Linked DNA regions of Homo sapiens: region 1 is linked to region 2. The links are chromatin contacts, found by Hi-C or POLR2A ChIA-PET in ENCODE. All regions are on one chromosome and are shown on one strand. The core of a region is the stretch at or near the end of the contact, and the rest is flanking DNA. Distances in the headings are between cores, read along the strand shown. Region 1 overlaps LOC105369844 (a long non-coding RNA gene). Region 2 holds the start of GLIPR1L2 (GLIPR1 like 2).

Evidence for each region. Hi-C counts contacts between places; a loop is a spot of excess contacts on that map. ChIA-PET counts read pairs that join two places held with the same protein, here RNA polymerase II (POLR2A). Pooled maps may share reads with other maps.
Region 1: a map of ascending aorta shows a loop between it and region 2 (2.2-fold over the local background). The contact joins the enhancer-like site here to the promoter of GLIPR1L2 in region 2. A Hi-C loop is called at or near these places in 1 of 168 maps with a recorded cell type or tissue (ascending aorta) and 4 of 50 pooled maps. POLR2A ChIA-PET finds 5 or more read pairs at or near these places in 1 of 52 experiments (MCF 10A).

What each region holds. Positions count from the first base shown.
Region 1 is chr12:75,809,201-75,814,484 of GRCh38, reverse strand. The region is part of intron 1 of LOC105369844 (a long non-coding RNA gene); the gene reads left to right. Among named protein-coding and RNA genes, the nearest start is that of PHLDA1-AS1, 220 kb to the left of the region's middle. Within about 2 kb of position 1,929, at least 3 of the 41 ENCODE cell types and tissues checked have a DNase peak (open chromatin) inside an H3K27ac peak, as active enhancers do.
Region 2 is chr12:75,388,115-75,393,464 of GRCh38, reverse strand. It overlaps GLIPR1L2 (GLIPR1 like 2), which reads right to left and starts at 2,376. Exons shown (of 6, transcript NM_001270396.2): 1 at 2,115-2,376. The coding sequence starts at 2,348. It also overlaps a transcript of CAPS2 not described here. RefSeq lists an enhancer at 2,315-2,444 and a silencer at 2,402-2,574.

The DNA.
Region 1 (5,284 bases), core at 680-3,179, 420 kb before region 2:
GGTAGATGCTAGCACCAAGAACCCAGCATTGAGCTGCTCCTATGCTTTAGTTGAGTCTGGGGTCTACAGATAAGTCATAAACATCTGACTACAGCAGGGAGTGAGGGGACAGACAGCAAGTGGACCATCTCTGACATTCTTACATAAGGTGAGAAGCCAACCTGTGCAAACTTGACCACCATCCTATTTGCTGTGTTGCTCCACAGGAAACTAGTCTGGATAAAACTTAGTTTCAACCCTTAGTGCCTGGGGTTCAATAAGACACAGTAGATCATGTTACCCTTTTGAAAAGCACACTTACTTTCTAGATTACAAAATTATTAAAGGGAAATCTGAAAATGCAAAAAAGAATAGTAGCATGTAATCATAAGGTAAAATACAGATGAAGCCAATAAAATGTCTTGTGGGAAATCACTCTGATGCAAGGATAGCCTACAAGTACCATACCAGGCAACTTATTACAGAGGTCACAGAACAGGAAGGCTCATAGCTGGAATGAATATGTTGGAATCTCATACTTCATTGAATCAATTCAAAACAGAGCAATAAACAAGGGGAAAGAAGAACATAACTCACTTAGGGCAGGGTGCATGTGGGCAGAAAGACCACACTCCCCAAATCCTGTGTTATCCAAACTTCATACATCCTGTCTGTCTTCTACACTAACCTTCCCTCTTAGTGATGTGGATATAAGGACCAGAGTAAAGGCAGAGCAAGAGGGTTCAGCAGATGAAAGATGCTTGGAGCGGATGCTTAGCTAATCTTTGGGAGGGATGCATGGACAGGCACACGTGGACACAGCTACCACTCAGATTAACCTGATGAGCACTTGTGTATTATTTGCACTTTCTGTATAGAGGATTTGTAGGGCCAAATGGCACCATAATGGGTACCACAAATGAGTGTTTGATTCAGGAATGACACAGTCTTCCATCTGGAAGTGACATGATTTGTGCTTTACTAATACTTAAGGTTTACTTGTGTAGCTTTTGAGCCATTGACATTGGTGGTTGGGGGTGGGGGATATGTTCTGCCCAGGTTTGGGGGTGTCCTAACTCTTTACTAGGAAAGACTTCAATTGGAAGGCAGGAAATGGCAGCCAGATATAGAGTCACTGCTGCTTTTGTGTGAAGAGAGTTTGGTGCTTCATCATGAAACTCTGAATGGGCCCATAGAAAAAAGCAGCCTGTGTCAGAAAGGGTCTAGAATGAGTCCCCCTCTTAAGAATGAAACCAGCACTATTTGCATGGTCCTTTAGGCCTCAGCTCATCTTACACCATATACTTACTCTCCTGTTTGCAGCCTCAAACCTGCAACAGGAGAGTAAATATATGATGTAAGATGAGCCGAGGACAGAAGTTGAGGAAACACCAACATTTAAAGGGCAGATGGAGAAAGGGGAATACATGAGGGGGAGGAGAAAAAGAACAGTCAGGGATTTTGAAGAACCAGGAGAAGATGCTATCACAGAAGCTCGAGTGCTCCATAAATTCCTGCTGAACTTGAAGTGGCTGCTCAAGTACTAAAGGTGAGAATATCTGAGAGAGTAGTACACCTGTCTACAAGGGAAAGCCAAATGAGGCCAAAGCTAGGGTAGCTCCTGCCATTTAGCAGGGAAGGTAAGGGAGAGAGAGACAGCCTGATTCCCAGTGCTTCTGATGCATACTGGAAAGGGTGGTAGTGGTGTCAGAAGCCAACGTACCCTTTTGGGTTCCCCTATTAGAGATCCCATTGCTTCAGAGTTGGCTTTATAGCATCCTGCTACCTGCTACTTTCTTTCATTCTGCACTTCTAAGAGGTTTGCCTATGTGCACGTTTGTTTTCAGATGTCTAATTCTGACTCAGAAAATTGCTGGTTTCAACTCTTTTGCCAGATGGCTGAGGAAAGAGCAATTGACTGTTAGCGCTAAATGCCTGTGTCAGAGCCCAAAGCAGCCGATTTCAATTAACATAAGAAGCAGAACAGATCTCCTATCGTGCAAATGTAAAACGATGAGAGAATGAAACCTCATCCTAGCTGAAAAAGGCAAAACACACTGCGTTTTATCTCCTCCCAGATGCTGGCCACGCTGTTGGGTTACTGGGGTCTACATACAAATGGGAGAGGAATATAAATCAGTTCCTATATGACTCTAATTCCCAGAACACCACCTGTGCCCTTGCTTTCTTTCTGCTTAGCTGGCAGGGAGTGGTCCTCAAAATCACATGGCAGAAATCTTTTGTTTATTTGTTTGGGTGCATGGAGGATACCATGGGGTTGTTTTCAACACAATTTCCTGTCTTCTCAAATGAGATGTGTTTTATAGAAGTTAAGTGCTCTCTTGTTATTTTTCCAGTTTCTTTCTTTTTTTAAATTTGTTTTGTTTTAGAGATGGGGCCTCATGATATTGCCTGGGCTGGAGTGAAGTGGCTATTCACAGGTGCCATCATAGCACACTATGCTAATTTTTAAGTGGATGATATAGAAAAGGAGATTTTAATTTTTTACTTTGGTTTTTAAAAATGTATATTTCTTTTCCTTTTTCTTTTCTTTTCTTTTCTTTTTTTTTTTTTTTTTTTGAGACAGGCTCTCATTCTGTCACCCAGGCGGGAGTGCAGTAGCATGATCTTGGTTCACTGCAACCTCTGCCTCTTTTTTTTTTTTTTTTTTTTTTTTTTGAGACAGGGTCTCATTCTGTCACCCAGGCTGGAGTGCAGTGGCATGATCTTGGTTCACTGCCACCTCTGCCTCTGGGTTCAAGTGATTCTCCTGCCTCAGCCTCCCCAGTAGCTGGGATTACAGGCATGTGCCACTACACCCGGCTAATTTTTTTTGTTTTTAGTAGAGCCGGGGTTTCACCATGCTGGCCAGGCTGGTCTCAAACTCCTGACCTCAAGTGATCCACCCGCCTTGGCCTCCCATAGTGCTGGGATTAGAGGCATGAGCCACCGCACCTGGCCTACAAATATATTTTTTGTTATGTACTACACTTTACAAGGTGAAAATAAAAACAAAATTTAAAAATCTAGATTGAGATATGTTGCTCCCACCTTGCTCTTCATCTACCCAGTTTCTTTCTGCCCTTAATAAGTAATTTCAATTAGTCTCTTGCTATTTTTCCAGTGTTTTTTATTTTATTTTCGAGACAGGGTCTCATGACGTTGCCTGGGCTGGAGCGAAGTGGCTATTCACAGGTGCCTCCATAGTGCACTACAGCCTTGAGCTGCTGGACTCAGTGATCCTCTGGCCTCAGCCTCCTGAGTAGCTGAGGACTACAGGTGCACACCATTGTGTCCAGCTGCAGTGTTTCTTATTGCATGTACAAGCATACATATACATTCTTATTTCCTCCTCTCTTTTTTCAGAAAAGATAGCATATTACACTATTTTGCACCAAGCTTTTTCATTATTGAACAATATATTTTGGAGATCTTGCCATATTGATACATAGAGAGCTTCTTCATTCTTTTTTTATTTGTGTACCATATTCAGTTATACAGATACACCATAGTTCTTTTGACCAGTCCCCTATTTTTGGAGGTCATTTCCAGTTTTTGCTATAAGAAACAGTTCTCTAGTTGATATCTTTAACCATCTATGCTGTGATACATAGGTAACAGTAACTGTGGGATAGATTCCCAGGAGTAGCATTGTGGTTCAAATGCATCTGTAATTTTGGTAGATATTGCCAGATACCCTTCCATGGGGGCTGGCCATTTTGCCTGCCTTCTAGTGCAGTGTGAGAGTGTCTATTTCTTTGCAGCTTTAGTAACTGAGCATTTTCAAACTTCTGTTTGGGGCTTTTTTGTTTGTTTGCTTTGTTTTGTTTTGATTAGTCAAATAAATTAGCTCAAGGTAGTGCAATTTGTATTTCTCTTATTATACTTTCTTGAGGTCATAGTATATTATTATTTTTGTTTGGTTTCATGATCTCCCAGAGAAGGATCATGACCCGATGATGGCAGGGTGGGGGATTGTTGGGGTGGATAATCCTTCCTAGATGCTTCACTCTTGGGCTCTAAGGACTTTATAAGATTCTAGATCCTCCATCATGTCCTTGTGTGTTAGTTTTATTACTCCATGTTTTCCTGTAGTGATTAGTAATTGTAATACTAACCAACATGTATTGAGTGCTTGTTACATTCTAGGTACTATTCTGAGCACTCTCTATATAATTCATTTACTCTTAAAAAAAAAACTTTATAAGGAAAGATGTTATAATCTATATTCAGATGAGGAAATGGAGGTACAGCAAGGTCGGTAACTTGCCTAAGGTCCCAAAGATAGAACCTAGGCAGTCTGATAGAGGGTGAACAACATCTTGGATTTTTGTTTGTTTTTTTTTTGTTTTGTTTTGTTTTCCTGGGACAATCCTGGTTTTTGCCTTTAAAGTTCCATGTCCCTGAAAACTCCTTAGCCTGGGCAAACTGGAGCAGTTGGTCACCCTAGTTTGACCCTAGAGCCCTTGCAAATCACTATTACATTTGTCTTAAGCCTACAAGAGGATGGATGCATGTAATCAGAGGAATGGGAGAGAGAGCGTTGCTATAGCAGCATGTGTGAGACTTTTAATTTGTAGATTCCTATTTTTATTCAATTAGCCTGACACCAAGGGAGCAGGAAAAAAGAGTGGGGCCATTCCCTCAGTCAAGTAGCTGCAGAAATGAGAAATAGCCAGAGAGAGAGAATAGCTAATCCAGCTGCTATCATCAGAAATCCGTGTGGAGGTCTAGTAAAACAAAAAACAAAAAACAGAAAACATATATAGTCTTGTCACTACGGTAAGTGAACAATTTGCATGCACTATTTCAATTACTCCTCAGAGTAGCTCTGTGAGATTGGTACTAGTATTGCATCCATTTTCCAGATGAAGAGAGGTGAAGAAACTTGCCCAAAGTAAGGTAGATCGAAACTCAAGCTCTCTGCCTGCAAAATCCATGCATGTTTTACCTAAATTTAAGTGCATATTTGATTCCTAACTGGGCTCTTAATGACTAACAGTAGGAAAGACTCTTGAAATCCTGAATCTTTGGCCTTGCTGCAAGAGATGCTGATTTATTCTTGAATGGAGAAACCTAGCAGCTAAACAATTAGAGATGCTTTTAAAGATTTCTAACAGCTTCGGGAACAAGCACTTGTTTAAACATGTTGAGGCTGTGAAGAGCAACAGATAAGATTCTGCTCTATTTTTGCCACCAGGAGCCATGTGGTCTTGAGCAAGACTCATTTAAACTCTCTTGGTTTGGGTACTTAAGTATAAAATGAGGATAATTGTTTCTTACTTACTTCAAAGATTATCTTCTG
Region 2 (5,350 bases), core at 1,127-3,626:
AAGAAGTCAAATTAATAGGAATAGAAAGTAGAATGGTGATAGAGGCCTGGGAGGAGGGGAGATGGAGAGTAAAGTAATTATTTGATGGGTATGGAGTCTCAGTTCAGGAAGACGAAAAAATTTTGGAGATAGGTGGTGGTAATGGGTGCACAACAATGCAAATGTACTTAATGCCACTGAACTATACACTTAAAAATGGTTAAAATGGTAAATGTTATGTCCTGTATATTGTAATACAATTTTTTAAAAACAACAATTTTTTTGGTATTTAAAAGCAAGGTAGAACAAAAGTACTACACGGCAATAGCATGAATAAGGATGGAAAGTATTCAGAATTTGTGTTCTAAGATCTTATTAATATTTGGGTGGAGTTTACAGGTATTAACTTTTGGAATTTATAAAAAGTACATACATTAAAATACTAAAAATAACCAATAAAAGAGTTTAAATAAGCTGAGTGATGTCCAAATCTGCTAAAGAAACATTTTAAATAGGCCATACTATTATGATAGACTATACTATTTACAGTTAATATTTATGTCCTAATAAAATACATGGGAAAAATATACATTAACTTCAAGAAAGAAGAAAAAGGTAAAAATTTAGGGTGGGACTTTAACCTATATATCAAATACTATTCCTTTAAAAATGTCTATATTTAAAAATATCGATTGTGGGTATACAGGTATATTATTTTATATACCTTATGTTTGAAATACTATATAATTTTTAGAGATGAGATAGAAAACCTATGAAAAGTTGTATTAGAAAGTATTATGTGTTTATTAATTTTCAGGAGTAAGGATAATCTTCAAATTGGGAAGAAACAGAATTAGTCACAAAAAATGGGAAATTAGTTGAAACTCCCAAATATCCCCAAACTCTATAATTGAATTCAAAAGAAAAAGAATTGGCTTAGAAAAAAGTATCTTCAGCAGATAGAACCAAATGCTAGCATAGTTCTATAAGACAGCATATAATCTGACATGGAAATGCTGACAATATAAAAGGTAAAGGAAATGACGAAGAAAGAACTCAAGTATGTCCTATCAAAATAGTATTTTAAAATCAACATTAAAACAAATGACCATTTTTGTAATTTATTCATTTAGCAAGTAATTGAACATGTCCAAATCAGTGAGGATGTGGTGAAAACAGAACAGCTGGTATTTGCTAAATTTGGCACTACCCTTTAGCATAGCAATTGCTATGTGTTAAATTAATAAAAAATATCATACCCTTAATTTATTTATCCCATTTCTGAAATTTGTGCTAAGAACTAATGCTGAAGGAAGAAAAGACATGTCTAGGAAAGTAGTCCTTGCAATATAATTTATAAGTTTGAAGCTTCTAATTCCCTAAGAGGACAGTTATTTATTTGCCGGATTTTCAGTCATTTTAATGACAGTCAGGAAAACTCAATAGCAACCAGGGAATAGTTGAGTTGTTAAATGACTATAGGGTGTAAAAGAGGGGGAAAGCAAGAACCGCATTGTAAGGTAAGGCAAAATCAGGGTCAAGACTAGGGTGAGGAAACTGAGACACTTCCTTAGGAGCCAAATTTGGAATGGGCACAAAAAAAAAAAATCAAGATAACAAACATTTTTAAAAGGCAAAGCTAATGTGACATCGATGATGGAAAAAGCTAAAAATAAAAATTTCAAATACAAACAGAATCTCATCTTGATTTGCACCACCCTGAGAGTGTCGCACTTGTTTTTCCCTAATCCAGACCCAAGGAACCTGTCTTTGTTAAATTTTTTAACATTTTCTTTACCCTTGATATTGATATTTTTGCACTGATTTTTAATTTTTAAAAACCCGTTGCATTAAAATATCATTTTCTTGAATTGGCGCCCCCTTAAAATCTGCACTTCAGGCCAGTGCCTCCATCACCTTAGTCCTGGCCCTGTGTAATATCATGGTAATAAGCATGTGTTAGAGTGTCCGCAGTTTTTCTCTGTGTAAACTTCACGTGTACTTTAAAAACCAAGCTAAAAGTGCGGTTCTCCGCGATCCTTCAGCCTCAGAGCAGTGGCCCCAACTACCCGAGATCCAGGGAGGCGTTGTGGCAACGGTAGTGGAAGGGTCGGCAAACCGCCTTCCGGCCTCACCATGAAGCGCAAGTTAGACCCTCGGGGAATGACGTCGCCCCGCAGCTCATTGTGGAGGTTCACGTACTCGTTGATAAAGTCTACGTCCTCCTCGTCTGGCAAAAATCTGGCGTTCAAACTAGAACCCAGTAGCAGTAGCCACAGCTCACAGAGCCGCAGCTTCAAAACGCCCCCTACTGCCAGGGGTAGGGACTGGGCCCTCCACTCCCGGGCGAAGGGCCTTGCGGCCTCCATGGTCCACCGGCCGCTGACAGGCCAGTGCGCACGCGCTGGCCGTCCCAGTGACCTGCCAATCTACGGAGGACGCAAGCAAGCCTTGTCCCGCCTCCCGGAAGGAGAAAGGGAGGAGGGAGGAGGGAAAAACAAAGGAGGGAGGAGGGGGTAAGGAGGAGGGAGGAGAGAAGAGGGAGGGGAGAGTGGGTAGGGGAGGGGGAGAGGAGGGGAAAGCTAGACCTGCAGAGTGAAGAAAGCTGGTAATAGATGTCTGACAAACTAAAGAAAGACTTGTGTTACGTGAGTAAGCCCTTTTCACTAAACTAATGTAGTGAAATGTTATCCCGAATTGATTTCTGACACTGAATGATATGTCGTTATTAATGAGTCATCAGTTTGTATGGTAAATGCCAATTGCTGAGTAACAGGTCTGAGGAACCTTCTAATTGTGCCAGGTGAAATGATTTTTCTGCGATACAGATACAAATTCAATTAAATTTTTTTTCCCCATTACCTGTTGAGTTGGAAATTTGGTGCAGGGCCTGCCTTTTATTTTCCTCAGGGACAGAATGGAATACAGAAATATTGCTAGTTCTTAAGGCCAAAGAAGTTCTTAAGGCCAACTTAATTGATGAGATTTTTTTCAGTTTTTAAATGAACCTTTGTGGGAAACCACAAAATAAATGGGAGTGAAGGGAGAGTAGGGATCACCAAACTCTTCAAAGGTTAAAACATTTCTACTTCTTCTCTCATCAGCACAATTCAGACAGCCCGGAATATCAAGATTCATCTTTTTCACTAATTGTGGCATTCACAGTAAGAACGAACTCTTTTGTTTTCTTTTTTTGTTCCAGACAAAATTGGCTAATATCTAGCTGATTTTGGTCTGATCTGTTTACCTCCAAACATTTTCCTCAAAAACAAAACAAAACAAAACCAACTTGCTTTGAAGACTTTAAATTCTAAGCATGGAAAAAAAGCAAGTATTAGTTTTGGAATACACGTTTGCATATTACATATTGTGCTTAATAGCATTAAGCAGATATGGAAAATTGACATTGGGAGAGAATTTTACTACAAAACATTGTAACAGGTTAGCCAAACATTTATAAAAAGAAAAGTGCTTTTAAAAATTGTCTGTGATGCACACAATTGAAAAACAATAGACCTATGTAAGATGGTTTCATTTATGCCCTTGAATACTTACTACTATGACTGCATAGTAGTAAGTTTTAAGTGATTGAGAAAGATCAGTAGACAAGACACAGATCCAGCTTTCAAGCAGCTTACAATTTAGTGAATTAGCAATCAGGCAGTATTTAAAACGTGATAAATACAAAGCCAAAATTCTATTGCTTGGTACTCTTGTGGAGGAGCAGGGAAGCCTTTCTGGAAATTGTATACAGAAAGTGAAACAGACAAGTCTAAGATAGCATTCTAAACAAAGGGAAAAGCATGTAATGTGCCTAAGGAGAGGAAGATCCTAAACGCTAGAAGTATTTTAGTATGGCTAGAACCTATTTAAGGGTGAAGGTGGCAAGTGCTGAAAGATGCAATTCTTTTATTATGGTGGTACTGTTGTTAGACTGCAAAAAATGCTAAAGAAAAAGTATAAATAGAATAATGCAATCTTAGATTTGGAAGAAATTTTAGCCACTATTGCTAGCCTCCTGTGTTAGGTATACTCTCCGGAACATCACTGACAGGTGATCATCACATCCTTTTCTTAAATAATTAGACCAACAGGGAAGCCCATTCCACTGCTAGACATCTCATTCAATAAATATTTCCTTGGTACTTCCTGTGTGTCACAGCCCAGCTAAAGGCTCAAATGCTGAACAAGCTAGACATGGAGTCTATCCACAGGGAGCTTTTAATTAAAGGTGACACAGATGAATCATCAAACAGTTACAATACAGAGTGGTGAATACTATTTTTAATCTATTTCACAAATATTTAATGTGTCAGGCACTATTTAAAATGCTTGGACAATATCAACTCACTCAAGTCACACAAATCTTAAGAAATAGTTATTATCCCTTTAACAGATGGAAAAACAACTGAGAAAAAGAGAAATCAAATTGCCTGAGGCCACCCAGCCAGGGAGTGGTAGAGCTACTTCTGTGTTTTTTTTGTTTTGTTTTGTTTTTTTTACCAATTCCTTTTCTAAAAATAGACTCTTTTTTAATAGCAGTTTTAGGTTCACAACAAAACTGAGAGGAAGGTACAGAGATTTCTCATGTAACTCCTGTCCCCACACATACATAAACTCCCTCATTATCAACATCCCACAACAGAGTAGTACATTTACAACTGATGAACCTACATTTATCCATTATTCCCACCCAGAGTTCATAGTGTATATTAGGGCTCATTCTTGGTGTTGCACATTTCATGGGTTGGTATAAATGTATAATGACATGTTTCCAGCATTTAGTACCATATAGAGTCGTTTTGCTGCCTAAAAATCCCTGGTGCTCAGACTATTCATCTCTCCCTGCCTCCTAACCCCGGCAACTACTAATTTTTTTTTACTGTCTTCATAGTTTTGCTTTTTCCAGAATGTCATATAGTTGGAGTCATACAGTATGTAGTCTTTTCAGATTGGCTTCTTTCACTTAGTAATATGTGTGTAAATTTCTTCCATGTCTTTTCGTGGCTTGATACCTAATTTCTTTTTAGCACTGAATAATTTTTCATTTTCTGGATGTACCAACATTTCTTTATTCCAGTAGCTACTGAAGGACATGTTGGCTGATTCTAGGTATTGGTGTATTATTCTATTCTCATGCCACTAATAAAGACAGACCCAAGACTGGGTAATTTATAAAGGAAAGAGGTTTGATGAACTCACAGTTCCACATGGCTGGGAGCCCTCGCAATCATAGTGGAAGACGAAGGAGGAGCAAAGGGACATCTTACATGGTGGCAGCCAAGAGACCATGTGCAGGGGAACTACTCTTTATAAAACCATCAGATCTCATGAGACATAATCATTACCATGAGAACAGCACGGGAAAAAC